Linked DNA regions of Homo sapiens: region 2 is linked to region 1. A link is an interaction called in ENCODE POLR2A ChIA-PET data of the cell type or tissue named here. Cell type or tissue: endothelial cell of umbilical vein. All regions are shown on one strand. Links, peaks and the distances in the headings refer to the core of each region. The heading gives the core; the rest is flanking DNA.

Region 1 (7,776 bases), core at 1,151-6,150:
CTGTGAGCAGTCAGCGGCCACACTCGAAGCAGCCGGCTCCTTCCTTCCTCTTCTTGGCTGCACACCTGCTTTTGGGGAAGGAGCTCATGGACTGGTTGCAGCTGGGGTGGGAAGAATTAAACAGACACTGCTGAGCTCAGTGCTTGAGGGCCCAGGGCTTCGGAGGCAGAGGCAGCCAGTTTCGAATCATGATTCTGGGTTGACTCAAGTCTCCAGCGTGGAGCTCCAGGGGCGCGCAGCTCATGGAGTGCGGTACGGATTAACAAGGCCATGTGGTAGGCGCTCTTCCCCCCACAGCCTGGCGCATGGCAAGTGCTCAACAAATCATGGCTCTGCAAACATCTCCAAGTGTCACAGGCCTGGCTGCTACGGTGGGAGATTTAACATCAGTCGCCAGGTGTTGGGGAGGGAAGAGAAGGAGTTCGGGTGCCTTCCTGGACTCATTCCAGCACCCACAGGTGCTCAGCGCACTTCTATCTGGGTCAGGTTTTGCTCCTTCTCATCAAGTGCAAGGCGGGCACACAGGACCCCGGAAGAACGGAGGTCATGGGAGTCCAGATAGGAACCAGACCCCTGGCGTTGGGGGGGCTCCAAACCTCTGTGTTTGGGAGTCCTGGCTTCCCCAACTTCCCCTCCTAGCCTCAGCCCCTATGGATGGAAAAGTACCCCCAGCTGGCATGACTGATCGATTGGTTTGGGGCACAAAGCTGGGTCCTCTCTGAGGAGCAACTTGGCAGGAGGTGCCCGCAGTCTGGCCTTGGCCACAGTGCTACTTTGAAACTGCTTTAAACTCGCCAATGATGTCCTAAAGCCCTGATGACAAATCCCAGCCTCCCGCAGGCCCTGCTCTGGCGGGGACACCTCTTGGGCCTCATTGCAAACCACACAACCCTCCTCCTGTGCCCCGCCTGCTCCAGGCACACAGGAGTCCCTGTTGCTCCACAGCTTCAGGTCTCTCTGGCGGCAGTGCCTTCCCCTACCTGCCCCTGGCCAACTTTTTTTTTTTTTTTTTTTTGGTGGTGAGACAGGGTCTCATTCTGTCACCTAGGCTGGAGTGCAGTGGTGAGATCAAAGCTCACTGCAGCCTCAAACTCCTGGGCTCAAACAATCCTCCCACCTCAGCTTCCTAGATAGCTGGGACTACAGGCACCCACCACCACGTCCAGATAATGTTTTTATTTTATTTTTTTTCTAGAGACAGGGGTCGGGGTGGTCTCACTATGTTGGCCAGGCTGGTCTTGAACTCCTGGCCTCAAAATGATCCTCCCGCCTCAGCCTCCCAAAGTGCTAAGATCACAGGCATGGGCCACGGTGCCCGGCCTGCCATTACCTTTGATGCATGGACAAGAGGTAGCCTCCCATGCATAGCAGTAGCCACGATAACAGCAGTCATTTCTGTTTGCACCCAACTCATCTAAGCACTGTCTGCTTATTTTTGATATTATTTTCCCTGTTTACATTTGCAGAAACCGAGGCTTAACAAGGTTAAAGTCACCTGCCCATAGCGTGTGGTGGACTTGGGATTTGGACTCAGGGCTGCAGAAAATAAATAACCAGGTCGCCATGGGGTAAGTGCACTGCAGGAGAAGCTGCTTACAAGTGAGCTATCGGTGTCCTGTGGCTGCAATTATCACATCACCACAAACTGAGGCGCTTAAAACAGCAATGTATTCTCTGTTCTAGAGTCTAAAAGCTTGAAATCAAAATGTCATCAGGACCACCTCCCCCTGGAGGATCTAGGGAGGGTCCTCTCTTGCTTCTTTCAGCTTCTGGTGGCTCCAGGCATCCCGGGGCTGGGGGCTGCAACACTCTGCACATGGCTTTTTGTTGTTGTTGTTGAGACAGGGTCTCACTCTGTTGCCCAGGCTGGAGTGCAGTGGCGTGAACATAGCTCACTACAGCCACAACCTCCCGAGCTTAGGTGATCCTCAGCCTTCTAAGTAGCCAGGACTACAGGCACATGCCACACAGCTGGCTAAGTTTTTCATATTTTTGGTAGAGACAGGGTTTCACTACGTTGCCCAGTCTGGTCGCGAATTCCTGGGCTCAAAGGATTCACCCTCCTCAACCTCCCAAAGTGCTGGGATTACAGGCGTGAGCCATGGTGCCCAGTCACCACACGGACGCCTTCTCTCCGGTGTCTGTGGCTTCAAGCTCCATGTCTTGCTTACACAGACACCCGTCATTGGGTTTAGAACCCACCCTAAATCCAGGATGATCTCATCTCGAGATTCTTAACTTGATGACATCTGCAAAGACCCTATTTTCTTTTCTTTTCTTTTTTTTTTTTTTTGAGACGGAGTCTTGCTCTGTCTACAGGCTGGAGTGCAACAGCACAATCTCAGCTCACTGCAATCTCTGCCTCCCTGCAATCTCTGCCTCCCTGCTTCAAGCTATTCTCCTGCCTCAGCCTCCTGAGTAGCTGGGATTACAGGTGTGCGCCACCACGCCCGGCTAATTTTTTTGTCTTTTTAGTAGAGACGGGGTTTCACCGTGTTAACCAGGATGGTCTTGATCTCCTGACCTCGTGATCCACCCGCCTCGGCCTCCCAAAGTGCTGGGATTACAGGCGTGAGCCACTGCGCCCGGCCTCGCAAAGAACCTATTTTCAAATCAGGTCACCTTCACAAGTGCTGGGAGTTACGTCGTGGACGTGTCTTTCGGGGAGGGGTCATTATCAAGTAACTACAGCTGCCGTGGGGAACAGGATTAGGCAATCCGCTGGCCCCTCCCCACATGGACTGAGAAAGGTGAGGACGACTGGCTCAACCCTGGAGAGAAGGTGAAGGAGGCACCGAGATGACAGAGACAGGGAGAGGGACAGAGACAGGGAGAGGGACAGAGAGGGCTACTATGCTCCACTGTCTGCTGGAAACCCTGTTGACAAAGGAGGAAGCAACCCAGGGAAGCTCCCGCAGGTCCCAGCTCAGAACTAACAGCTACCCCTGACTCTGCGGGCCCAGAGCAGATCACTGCCAGCCGGCCCCTGTGGGCTCTTTGGCCTGCGCTCCCTGGCACGTGGGATCCCTTGGCCCCATCTGGAGGAAGCCCCACCGAGCCAGAGCCAGGGGAAGAACTGATGGCTGGACCCCAGGCCCAAGGCAGATGCCACCCAGGCCCTTCTTTCGGTTCTGCAAATGCCACTGGCTCTGCTGGCTCTGAGCGCAGAGTCCAGCCCCCATGCACATGACTATGTGGTGCCCTCAGCCCCCGCACGGGTCAGAGTTTTCCGTGTGCCGCCTCCTCGTCCTTCTTCTTCTGCCGAATGCCTGGAATTCCACAGGAATTTCCACAGAGGCCCACCCCACTCTGAGCCTCCTAGTGAAGGAAACAAAGGCCAGCTCTGAGGCCCGGGGCTGGGAGGGCTGAGCTGGCAGCCACTCCAGAGATTTGCTGTCTTAGATAGGAAAGGACGGCCTGGGATCCTGCACCCATGATACCCTCTTGGAGGCCCTACTTTGGGGCCTGGGAAAGGAGGTCTCTCTAGCCCCGTCACCCCTGCATACACATAAGTGCATCCCCCAACACACGTGCACACAGGAACCAGACACATCACGCTGGAGGCAAGATGGGTAGACATATTCCCAGGGGTGCACCCATCCACACGGACCTGGGGCAGCCCAGGGCCACCTGAACAGGGAAGTGGCCCAGCCTGAGTATTGCCTTGGAGCAAGCCAGCCAGGGCTCCAATCTCAGCTCTGCAACCTCAGGCAAGTTACTCAACCTCTCTGTGCCTCCCTCACCTCATTTGCAAATAGTAGTGTCAGAGGGGTTTGAACCAGAGCAACTCCATCTTGAATAGGGGCTGGGTAAAATGAGGCTGAAACCTACTGGGCTGCATTTCCAGACTGTTAGGCATTCTAAGTCACGGGATGAGATAAAAGGTCAACACAAGATACAGATCTAAATACTTTGCTGATAAAATAGGTTGCAGTAAAGACGCCGGCCAAAACTCACCAAAACCAAGACGGCGACGAGGGCGAACTCTGGTCTTCCTCACTGCTACACTCCCACCAGCACCATGACAGTTTACAAATGTCATGGCAACGTCAGGAAGTTACCCTAGATGGTCCAAAAAGGGGAGGCATGAATAATCCACCCCTCATTCAGCATATAGTCAAGAAATAACCTTAAAAATGGGCGACCAGCAGTCCTCACATGGGGCTGCTCTGTCTAAGGAGTGGCCATTCTTTATTCCTTTTCTTTCCTAATAAACTTGCTTTCACTTTACGGACTTGCCCTGAATTCTTTCTTGCACGAGACCCAAGAACCCTCTCTTGGAGTCTGGATCGGGACCCCTTTCTGGTAACAGTAGTACCCACCTGAAAGGGTTGCTGTGAGGATTAACTGAATTGATGCATGGATAGCACCCAAACCCTGGAACATAGGAAGTGCCACATATATGTTTGCTGTGATTAGTGGCATCACACACGCAGACATGTGTAAGGCCACTTAGCAATACACAGACACATGCAGAGGGACATACAGAACCTCAACAACTCACATGCAAATGGACACACAGACATGAATACACATGTGCAGAGACTCATATGGGCACTTATACACACATGCACACAGGTGAGACCATCTTTGCAAAAATTATAACAGAAAATTGTGACAGTGAAGGAGACCTGATCTAACCAACCCCCATCTTGCCTTTCACCTCCAAACTGCTCTTCATCATTCCTGGACTTGGGCCAAACTAACTCTGGGGAACATTTAGTTTACAGTTTAAGTGATACTTTTGTTTTTAGTGTACAGTTTAATGATAATGATTCCCTTCCCCAAAACTCAACCGCCTTTGTGAAGGTAACAAAAGGCCACCAGGTTACGAAGCTAAGGAATGAGAGAAAGCTAAATTCTGCTAAGGTGTAGACATACATGATTACCAGCCATTATTCCAGAGGCCACAAGATTTGCAACTTCCCCTATTGCCCCTGCAGATAACATCACTATTGTAGAATCTAAGATCGGCCTTTTGAAACGTCTTCTCAGGTTTTTGCATTTCTGACGATCCACTGAGGACTCAGTGCACATGAGGACCATTTTCCATAACCCTATGATTGCATCCCCAACCAGTCAGCAGCACCCATTCCCTGGCCAGACGAACTATCCTTGAAAAACCCTAGCCTCTGAATTTTCAGGGAGACTGACTTGAGTCATAAAACTCTGGTCTCTACCAGGCATGGTGGCTCACATCTGTAATCCCAGCACTTTGGGAGGCCAAGGCGGTAGATCACTTGAGGTGAGGAGTTCAGGACCAGCCTGGCTAACCTGGTGAAACCCCGTCTCTACTAAAAATGCAAAAACTAGCTGGGCGTGTTGGTGGGCACCTATAATCCCAGCTATTTGGGAGGCTGAGGCAGGAGAATCGATTGAACCCGGGAAGCGGAGGTTGCAGAGAGCTGAGATCACGCCATTGCACTCCAGCCTGGGCATCACAGTGAGACTCCATCTCAAAAATAAAATAAAATAAAATAAAATAAAATAAAATAAAATAAAATAAAATAAAATAAAACTCCAGTCTCCTATTCAGCCAGCTCTGTGTGAATTAAACTCCTTCTCCCTTGCAAATTCCCCTGTCATGATAAATCAGCTCTATCTGGGCAGTGGGCAAAAGAATCTATTAGGTGGTTATACGGATACACAAATGCACATTCAGAGCATAAAGACAGATGCACCCACAGTGATTGTGCAAACGCTTGCATAGACACACACGCATGCACGCATGTAGATACCAATCAACGCTGGGGCGATGTCTGCAACCAGCCCTCCAGCCAGAGCCAACCCCTGTACTGGTTCATGATGGTTCCAGTGCTTCCTCTCCCTCTCCCCTCCCTTATGCCCTCCACCCTGGCTCACCTTTGTCCAGGACACACCTGGGAGTGGCCATGGGGACAAGAAGCCTTCCACGTCCTTCAACAGGCTCCTTTGTCACCTCTCGGGTTATAATACACCAGCTCACACACAGGCCAGTTTCTGTCCGCCTGACTGCAGATATCCCCAAAGTGCCCACTTCAAGGAGGAAATGAGACCCTGGGCCGCAGTAGCCTCTGACCCCATATCTGTCTCTCTGACCAAGGGGAAGAAAAATGCCCAAACTGCAACAGCTCCCACCTGTCTCCCTTCCTCTGGGCCAGTGTCCCCACAGGGACCCTTTTTGTCAACGGCGCCTCAGCCCAGACCATGTGGATTAAAAGCTTTCCTCTGTGGGACATACGGAGCATTTCTGAGCCACACTCCCAGTACCTTTTTGACTCCTCGAAGACCTGTGTCGCAGGTGGCAGGGTTCCACACCTACACGGGCACATGGGGCCAGACTCGGGCTCTGGGTAGCACAAAGACACGGGGTATTTACAGGAGATGTGGCTGGAGGGTCTGGAAGAACAAAACACTAGGGTCATCACAGGCTGGGTTATTTTTCCTCCCCAAGGCTCAGTCTGCTCATCTGTAAAAGGGGGTGAGAAGAACCGCCATCTGTACTGGGCACGAACATTGTGTGGGGCTACCCAGGCTCTGAGCTCCATCCCAAGCATGGAGAAATTTCCCTCCTTAGAAGGCTTGCAATTCTCCAGCCTCCTCGGAGCCGGGCTGGGGCAATCAGGTGTGCTTGCTCCAGATGGAATGGGTGCTAGTGAAGCAGCGTCGTTGTCTGGGGTAAATACCCGAGATTTGTTGTCTGACAGCCATGCAAAACTAGGATGCGGACACACCAGACTGAAGTTAAGAGCAGAAGTGTAATAGGCGAAAGAAAGAGAAGCGCTCTCTGCGAAGAAAGGGGTCCCAGAGAAAATGGGTTACTGCTTCCGCAGTGGAATGCAGAAGGTTTTACAGATGAGCTTGAGAAGGCGGAGTCTGATTTACATAGGGCATGAAGATTGGTCAGACCAGGTGTGCTATTTGCATAGCACGTGAAGAACTGGTTAGGACTAGGTGTACCTTTTGCATAGTGCATGAAGAAGCTGGCTGCCCCACCCTAATCTTTTATTATGCAGATGAGCTCTCTACCTGGCCAATGCCAATGTTGCCTGTTCCTTTACGGTACACACGATGACAAAGAAAAGGGAAAATAGAGCCCCCGTGTTGAACACACCTGGCCTTCAGGTAGCCTTTTCCTATTGGCACAGCTGCCGGCATTCACCTGTGCAATCTTCCAGCTTGCTTATCTATGTCTGCAGCTCGATTTTCCAGGCTGCTCTTTGTCAGAAAAGAAATGATGTGGAGGCTACTTTTTATTAAAAGTGAAATTCCACCGAGGACTCTGTTGCCCTTACTATCTGCCTAAATAATTTATTTTTCTTTTTTTTTTTTTGAGATGGAGTCTAGCTTTGTTGCCCAGACTGGAGTGCAGTGGCACAATCTCAGCTCACTGCAGCCTCCGCCTCCCAGGTTCCAGTGATTCTCCTGCCTCAGCCTCCTGGGTAGCTGGGATTACAGGCGCACACCACCAGCGTGCTCATCTGTAAAAGTGAGCCCAGCTAATTTTTGTATTTTTAGTAGAGATGGGGTTTCACCATGTTGGCCGGGCTGGTCTCAAACTCCTGATCTCAGGTGATTCGCCCACCTCGGCCTCCCACAGTGCTATGATTATAGGCGCAGGCCACCGCGCCTGGTCTGCCTAAATAATTTCTTTCTATCTCCTGTATCACCAGCACCACAGAGAAGTGGAGAAGGGGCCTCACAGTAGGTGGCAGGAACGCCCATCTCTTTGGGTCAGTGTGGCTGCCTTGGGTCCAGGCTTGCAGCCTGGGAATGGAGCCACAGTAGAGTGGTCCA
Region 2 (7,776 bases), core at 1,693-6,692, 610 kb before region 1:
GTCAGAGCAAGACCCTGTCTCAAAAAAGAAAAAAAAAAAAAAAACAGGTGAAGAGGGCGTCCAGGAAGATGTCTCCGTGGAGGCGACATGTGAACTGAGCCTTGAATGATGCACCCCAGTCACACCTGGCTAGGAGAGACCTGGTGTGAGAGCCTTCCAGGCAGAGGAAATTACTGTGTAAAGATCCTTGGATAGAAACAAGCTTGGGCCAGGCGCGGTAGCTCACGCCTGTAATCCCAGCACTTTGGGAGGCCGAGACAGGCAGATCATGAGGTCAGGAGATGGAGACCATCCTGGCCAACACGGTGAAACCCTGTCTGTAATAAAAATACAAAAGATTAGCTGGGTGTGGTGGCGGGTGCCTGTAGTCCCAGCTACTCAGGAGGCTGAGGCAGGAGAATGGTGTGAACCTGGGAGGCGGAGCTTGCAGTGAGCCGAGATCATGCTACTGCACTCCAGCCTGGGCGACAGAGCGAGACTCCATCTCAAAAAAAAAAAAAAAAATGGAGACAAGCTTGGGATGTTCAAGAGATAGTGAGAAGCCCAGCACAGCTGGAGCAGCATGAGCCAGCCAGGCAGGGATGGCCAGGAGGTAAGGTCAGAGGTGGACTGGGGCCAGGCCGTGTGTTTGGATTTCATCTTGAGAGTGATGAGTAGGCACTGGGAGTTTTGAACAGAGGAGTGACATGAGCTAATTTCATTAAAATCACTTGGGTTTGTGTGGAGAATACATTAGGGTGGCAGAAGAGGTGGCAGACGTCCCTGCATGAGCCGGGGGGAGGGAGACCATGGCAGAGGCGGTGTCTGAGCCCAAGGTATGTGTTCACATCCCTCTGGAAACAGAAGTGCAGGTTCACATTTTGTCATCTCTTTTAACCCCCTGTATGTCTCCCGAAGGTGGGGAAAAAGATGTGAACTCTGAGTTCCAAAGGCTGACTGTTTGAAAGTCCACGCCCGCACAGCCAAGAACTCTGATGGGGACACCATAAAGCCCAACCCTCATCCATCTTTAATTCAAGATGTTTTCTTTGGTGGTTCATAACTTTTTCTGAAAAATAAAAATGCACACCATGCTTAAGCTGATTGCTACAGGTTACCCTTGTTTAATGGGGAGAAAAAATGAGGTTCCTAATCTCTCTCTGCCTTCTGGAAGTTGTAAGTAAAAAAGGAAAACAAAAGGCTTCAGTCACATCAGAGCTTTCTATTAAAAATGTAAGCAGCTTTAGGCCAGACATGGTGGCTGACGCCTGTAATCCCAACACTTTGGGAGGCCGAGGTGGGTGGATCACCTGAGGTCAGGAATTCGAGACCAGCCTGGCCAACATGGCGAAACTCTGTCTCTACGAAAAATACAAAAATTAGCTGGGTGTGGTGGCAAGCGCCTGTAATCCCAGCTACTCAGGAGGCTGAGACAGGACAATCACTTGAACCCTGGAGGCGGAGGTAGCAGTGAGCTGAGATTGCGCCACTGCCCTCCAGCCTGGGTGACAAGAGCGAGACTCTGTCTCAAAAAAAAAAAAAAAAAAAATGTAAGGAGCTTTAGAATGTTGTCAGTGAGGTTGATTATGTTTATCAACCACATGTCATATCTTCTCAGCTGCCTGAAATCCTTTGGGAAGGAAATGTGGTATCAATAAAGTAAAAAAGACGATTTTAAACTCTCGAAATAGAATAAATGATTGCAATTTGTGTTTTGTTGTCAAAGACAGGAACACGTTTCTTGGTGTTGCTGTGATGAATGGAAAGAGAGGCTCTGGCCTCTGTCTTATTTCCACCCCAGTGTGTCTCTGGTGTTCAGGTCGCTGCTGTCGGACATGTGCTTGATGTGTTTGGAGTCATTTATGCATATTTATTCTCCAACATGAGCATGTGTATAAATCTAGGGCTGAAAAGCTGTCTGGACTCATCCCAGTCTCCATTTTGGCTTCCAGAGATCGAGATGGTGATCATGGAGCGTAGCAAGCTCTCAGAGCTGGCCGCCAGCACCTCCGTGCAGGAGCAGAACACCACGGACGAGGAGAAAAGCGCCGCCGCCACCTGCTCTGAGAGCACGCAATGGAGCAGGTAGCTGCCCGAGAGGTCGATGCTGAGTGCTCTCTCAGGGAAGAGGAGAGGGCTCAGTGGGGAGGTTGAGCCCTAGGGCCAGAGCCTCTTCTGTCCCTCAGCCCGACCATGCTGCCTCCCTTTCTTTCCCTGCTTCTCCAGCTCTGGCCACCCAGAAGCATGGAGACGGAGCCATCACTCAACACTGTAATGCTCACTCCTTTGCAAAGAGATTCGCCAGGATAGCGCAACTCTCTCCCTGCCCTGCTCCTGGCACTTTGGAGCTTGGCTCTGTCTAAAGGACATGGGTTGCTTCACATTGGCTGCTCCTAGAAATGCTCTGCTGCTCCAAGGAAGGATCCCCTCAGTAGCTGGGCTTGGATCTCCCTGCCTGGTTCATTCCCTGCCCTGCACACACAAACACATACCCCATCTATAGGGCCTGCCCTCTTGACTTGGCCACATGAGTTGGTGCTGCCATCCACCTTTGACTTTTTGCCTGATTGTTCATTTCATCGATGGCCATCTGTAGCTACATCTTCTTAAACCTGGGTGACCCCACATTTCCTGGAACCTTGCCATAGCACCAGCCCCTCCACAATGGGATTGGAGGGAAGGCTACTCCCAGCGTATGCTGGTAGCTGGTAGCAGGGCTTCATTTCAGAGTTATTTCCTTACCTCGCAGCCCCACTGCACAGACCCCTGCAACAGCCTCCTGATTAGCACTACCTTCCTGTTCATAAATGCACCACACCAGGATTTCTCTGTCAGCCTGCGAGGCATTCACTTCCTCAGCCCCTAGGGAGGGGTGGTGGAAATACACACGGCCCCCCATCCTCTTTAGTAATCCAACTTCAAGTGAAGATGTGAAGTCCACTAATTTTTTTCCTCCACATCTTATTTGTCTCTTTGCTTGGCAAATGTTTCAATGACTTAACAGATGGGATTAATTTTTATCAGATGTGCAAGGGAGCCATTTTTAGTTTTTGCTAAATAAAAAAACAGTGGAGTACAAAGACCTTTTAGATTTTGCTTCACAGCAAAAAATGTAACTCCCAAAGCTCTGAAAAATAAGTAATTCTAAACACAGACGGTTGGGGACAACCTTGGCACAGCATTCTTTAGACTATAAATAATTAGAAGAGCCCCAAATAACCAGTAGTGGGATGTTGCTTAAGCAAAGGAAGAGGTATCTGCTTAATGGAGGATTAGGCCAGGCATGGTTGTTCACACCTGAAATCCTAGCGCTTTGGGAGGCCAAGGGGGGAGGATCACTTGAACCCAGGAGTTTGTGACTGGCCTAGTCACATAGTGAGACCCCATCTTTACGAAAATATTAAAAAATTAGCCGGGCATGGTGGCAGGTGCCTGTAGTCCCGGCTACTTGAGAGGCTGAGGTGGGAGATTGCTTGAGCCAGAGAGGTCAAGGCTGCAATGCACTATGATTGCACCACTGCACTCCAGCCTGGGCAACAGAATGAGACTCTCGCTCAGAATATCTGCTGCTGCTTTTAGGTGAATACTGTCATGATGTGTTCAGTTCCTTAGGGTTTGATAAATGGAAACAGAGAACATACTTTTCGTAGTATGGTAATACTGTGGCTTTGCTAATGGAAGAGAAACACCCATGTATTTCTCCCGCCACCAAAAAAAGGGTTAAAAAAACAGACCAAAATGTTATGTTTGAATATTGGGGTTGATGACTTCTTTTTTTCTGAATTTTGGTGGAGAGAAGGGTTTTCTTAGAGTTGATTGAGATTGTTTCTTAACTTTGGGCATCTTGAAGCACATGGCTTCTAATGGAAGCTGATTCAGTTGCCTTGAGTTAGGCCGCATGCAGTCCTGGGAACCTCCAGGCCAGATTTCTGCTAGACTGTGAGACTGAATGCCGGGTTAGAGACTGGCCCAGGTGGAGAGCAGCTTTCTCCTTTGTCAAGGTATCGAGTTGCAGCTTGTAAGAAACTGCCACTGCCCTCTGTCCCCCCAACTTGAGCAGTTGGGACTACAGGCCAGAGTCACCATGTCTGGCTACCTTTTTTTTTTTTTTTTTTTTTTTTGCAAAGACAGGATCCTACTATGTTGCTCAGGCTAGTCTGGAACTCCTGGCCTCAAGTGATCCTCCAATCCTCCTGCCTCAGCCTTCCTGAGGCAGGGAGTGGGAAGGAAGGTGGCTGTTTGTTCTCTAGGCTGTGAATTGGATCTTGGCGTTGGTCCACTTGCCCCAAGAAACAGCAAGGTAAAAAACAGACTGTTTTTATATTCCCCATATATTATGGGCTCTGTCTGCACTGGGGGTTAAATATAGGCCTAAGAGGCCGGGTGCAGTGGCTCATGCCTGTAATCGCAGCACTTTGGGAGGCCAAGGTGGGCAGATCATGAGGTCAGGAGATCGAGACCATCCTGGCTAACACGGTGAAACCCCGTCTCTACTAAAAATACAAAAAATTAGCTGGGCGTGGTGGCGAGCGCTTGTGGTCCCAGCTACTCAGGAGGCTGAGGCAGGAGAATGGCGTGAACCCGGGAGGCAGAGCTTGCAGTGAGCCGAGATCACACCACTGCACTCCAGCCTGGGCAACAGAGCGAGATTCCATCTCAAAAATATATATATATATATATATATGTATATATAGGCCTAAGAAACTTAAAGCTTTCGAAACATCGTTTCTTTTCTTAAAAAAAAAAGTTTAAAATTATGAAAGTATGCAAAATCTTAAAAAGCATAAAGGGGGAAAAAGTCTTCACTGCTAACATTCAGAATCAGGGGGACTACCATTTTGGTTATTTTTTTTACCAGTTTTTTTTTTTTTTTTTCCGATGTGAACTTTCTGGGAATTTCACCCTCCCTTCTCCCAGAAGCTTGGACCGTATTGTGTCTATAATTTTGTATTCTTTTTTTCCATCTAATATCAACTCCCAAGCAAACTTTTCACCTTATTCTACCCTGCGTAAACAAAACGCTTAATGGTTTTATGATACTTCATCTCATAAAAGATGGTACCCACCCAGCTATTGGCATTTGGTTATTCATATTATTCCCAAATGAAAATATAATCCAAATTTCAAGCAGCTGATTTACAAGAAAATGTTATCCTACTCCTAAGTCTGGAAGTGTTATTGCTGGAGGCTTTCAAAACCCAAATCTACACATGGCAAAACTATTAACACATCTGAAAGGTGGTGCCCCATCTGGGGCTGTGGAGAAATGGGGATGGAACATAAATGTCCCCTTTAAGATTTTCATTTTTTTTTTTTAGTTTTTGTGTGTCACGTGTGTGTTTGAAATGTTATGACAAGTACATTTTTCCTACTTTTTTTTTTTGCATTTTTCAATGAAATATTTTGTATCAGAGATACATGTATAGAGTCAAAAATTCAAAACTGTGTCAAAGGTTATATAGTGAACACTCCCTGTTTCTCCCCAGTCCCCTTTCACTCCCCGTAGGCATCCAATGTTCATTGGAGCTTGGGTGTCCTTCCAGAAATTAAATGTGCCCTTGGTCACTCATGAAGGTGCTCTGTTCTCTTGGCCTCAGCCTGGCATTCAGAGGGGGCAGCCACAGACAGTGGGAGGATCAGAGCCTCTGGCCTGTGGGCCAGACCTGTGCATATTCTATTCTCCTGGTGTTGAAGAGTATTTTTCTGTGAGGCCCTTCACCTGGAAAGGCAGCATTTGGGATGTGCCATTTCCGATTTTTGCAGCCTCTCTACAGATCTCACCCACAAAGCATCAGAGGTGAGAGACCTCACTATCGATTCTTCGCAGTCAGAGAAAGTCAGCCTGAGAAATTGCTGGGTCAGGACCCTGCCAAAGTGAAATCATGAAGTAGTGCCCTTGGTATATTAAAAATAGAAATCAAATAGCAGCTCCCATGCATTGGCACCGTCCACAGTGCCTGACCCTGTGCTAAATGCTTTTCAGTCTTCATTGCGCTTGAATCCTCACAATAATCCTGCAAGGTTGGACTCCACCCCATACAGATGGGGAAATAGGTTTTATGTGACTTGCCCAAGGGTTTGCTGAATAAAAAGCTAAGAAGAGGCAGAATCAGAATTTGAACCCAGACAGTCTGGCACTAGGGCTCATGTTCTTGAACTTGTTTGGATTGTTGTTTGTGCCTTGTGTGACATCACACTGTCCTGTTTTCTTCATTGGCTTGTGACACACATCACTTTGCATTGATGTCTGTTTGTTCTGTGTCTACCAGCTGACACGGGAGCTTTGGTGTGGGGAGTTTGTATAATTGATTCCCTGTGTCTGGAATACCTGGTGAATGATTGTTGTGTGACTAAGCAAGCAGTCTGTTCCTTGGTCAGGTTCCCCTCTGGATAGCGGCTTCCGCAGGCAGAGCCTGTCTCTCATTTGTCTGTGTCCTCAGTGCGTGGTGCTGGACCAGGCACACAGTTGTGGCCTAAAGAGCTGTGTCAAAGGCAGCTAGCACCCCATGTGCAGGTTAGAGAGGGGAGGTGTTCACCCTTGTGCACCGTGAGGCTCATACATGCCCCTCCTCTTTTCCAGACCCTTCCTGGATATGGTGTACCACGCGCTGGACAGCCCGGATGATGATTACCATGCCCTGTTCGTGCTCTGCCTCCTCTATGCCATGTCTCATAATAAAGGTAAGCACCCTTGCCTTGCCTGACTTCCTTGCTGGGCCCTGCATACCCATAGCATCCTTCCCCTCTGCTGCATGGAGGACAAAGAAAGGTGCTTTCTGTACAGAATTTCCTTTCTGGTTTTGGTGGTCCTTTTTGGTTTTGACTCCCGCTCCTCTTTAGCTTCTTTAGAATTTCTCAGGTGTTTTTCTACCAACTGAAGCCACAGGAATTGGTTACTCAGGCAATATGGAGGAAGGTGACTTGAGTGCCTAACCCAGGATGACTATATTCACCCTGTGGTTTTCTTTTGACCCCTTGATTTACAACTGACTTAGCGTCTGACCTCTTTCCTAACATCAGAACTGAAATCAGTCAAATTGTAATCTTGGTTTTGCTATTTATAACACTTGGTGTTCTTATTCTGTGTTCAGAGCTGAAATAGACCCTGGGTGGACTTGGTGGAAGCATAGGTTTCCTTTCTGAAGAAAGGTGTGGTTCTCTGGCTTCCCCTATTAAGGCTACTTGGCCAGGATCCAACTCCCATGGGGTTGACAGGTTTTGTTGGGATTCATTCATTCACCGCCTTGCTGCCGACCCCTGGGAATAGTTACTGTTGTTTGCCCCACCTGGCTTGACATGGGCACGTTCTGAAACCTCCACATCAGAATCTCTTCAAAGAAGAATTCAGGAATATTCCTTCTAACCCCTGCCAAGAGCTAGGCTTGGCATAGTAAAAAAAATCAAGTGATATTTTAGTAGGTTTTTTATAAGCTTATTGGGGAGTAGATAGAGTTGGGTTTTACTAAGACAGCCTATGGCTAGAGGCATTAGAACATACATGATATAACTAAGTTTATGTGTTCTTAAATCATTAATCATGATAAATAAGTTGATTAGTGGCAGAAGGGTATATAGGGAAAAAGTTTCCCACCTTTGACCCCAGCTCTCCTCTTCAAAGGCAGTTCCTGCTACCGGTTTCTCTTGTGTCTTTTTAAAGATAGCCAAACAAACCCAAGTAGGAGTATATATGGTTTTATTTGTATGACTGCCCACTTAGCTGTAAATGGAGATACCCATATTGTGCTTTCTACCTTGCTCTGCTCACATCATCATATTTCAGCACATGGGTTCACATCC

The links. ChIA-PET counts read pairs that join two places held together with the same protein. Peaks named below come from ENCODE experiments on the same cell type or tissue, not always from the same donor. Only the 100,000 strongest peaks of a DNase experiment are listed, where the experiment ranks them.
Region 2: POLR2A ChIA-PET joins it to region 1 with 5 read pairs; 2 of 35 experiments call an interaction of 5 or more read pairs at or near these places.

Annotation. Positions count from the first base shown.
Region 1 is chr16:11,629,576-11,637,351 of GRCh38, forward strand. It overlaps a transcript of LITAF not described here. Among named protein-coding and RNA genes, the nearest start is that of SNN, 35 kb to the right of the region's middle. In endothelial cell of umbilical vein, for the core only: no CTCF peak of the experiment used is centred there; a DNase peak (open chromatin) is centred at 3,296.
Region 2 is chr16:11,018,262-11,026,037 of GRCh38, forward strand. CLEC16A (C-type lectin domain containing 16A) reads left to right here. Exons shown (of 24, transcript NM_015226.3): 12 at 1,932-2,064; 13 at 6,560-6,660. Among named protein-coding and RNA genes, the nearest start is that of CLEC16A, 78 kb to the left of the region's middle. In endothelial cell of umbilical vein, for the core only: no CTCF peak of the experiment used is centred there; no DNase peak of the experiment used is centred there.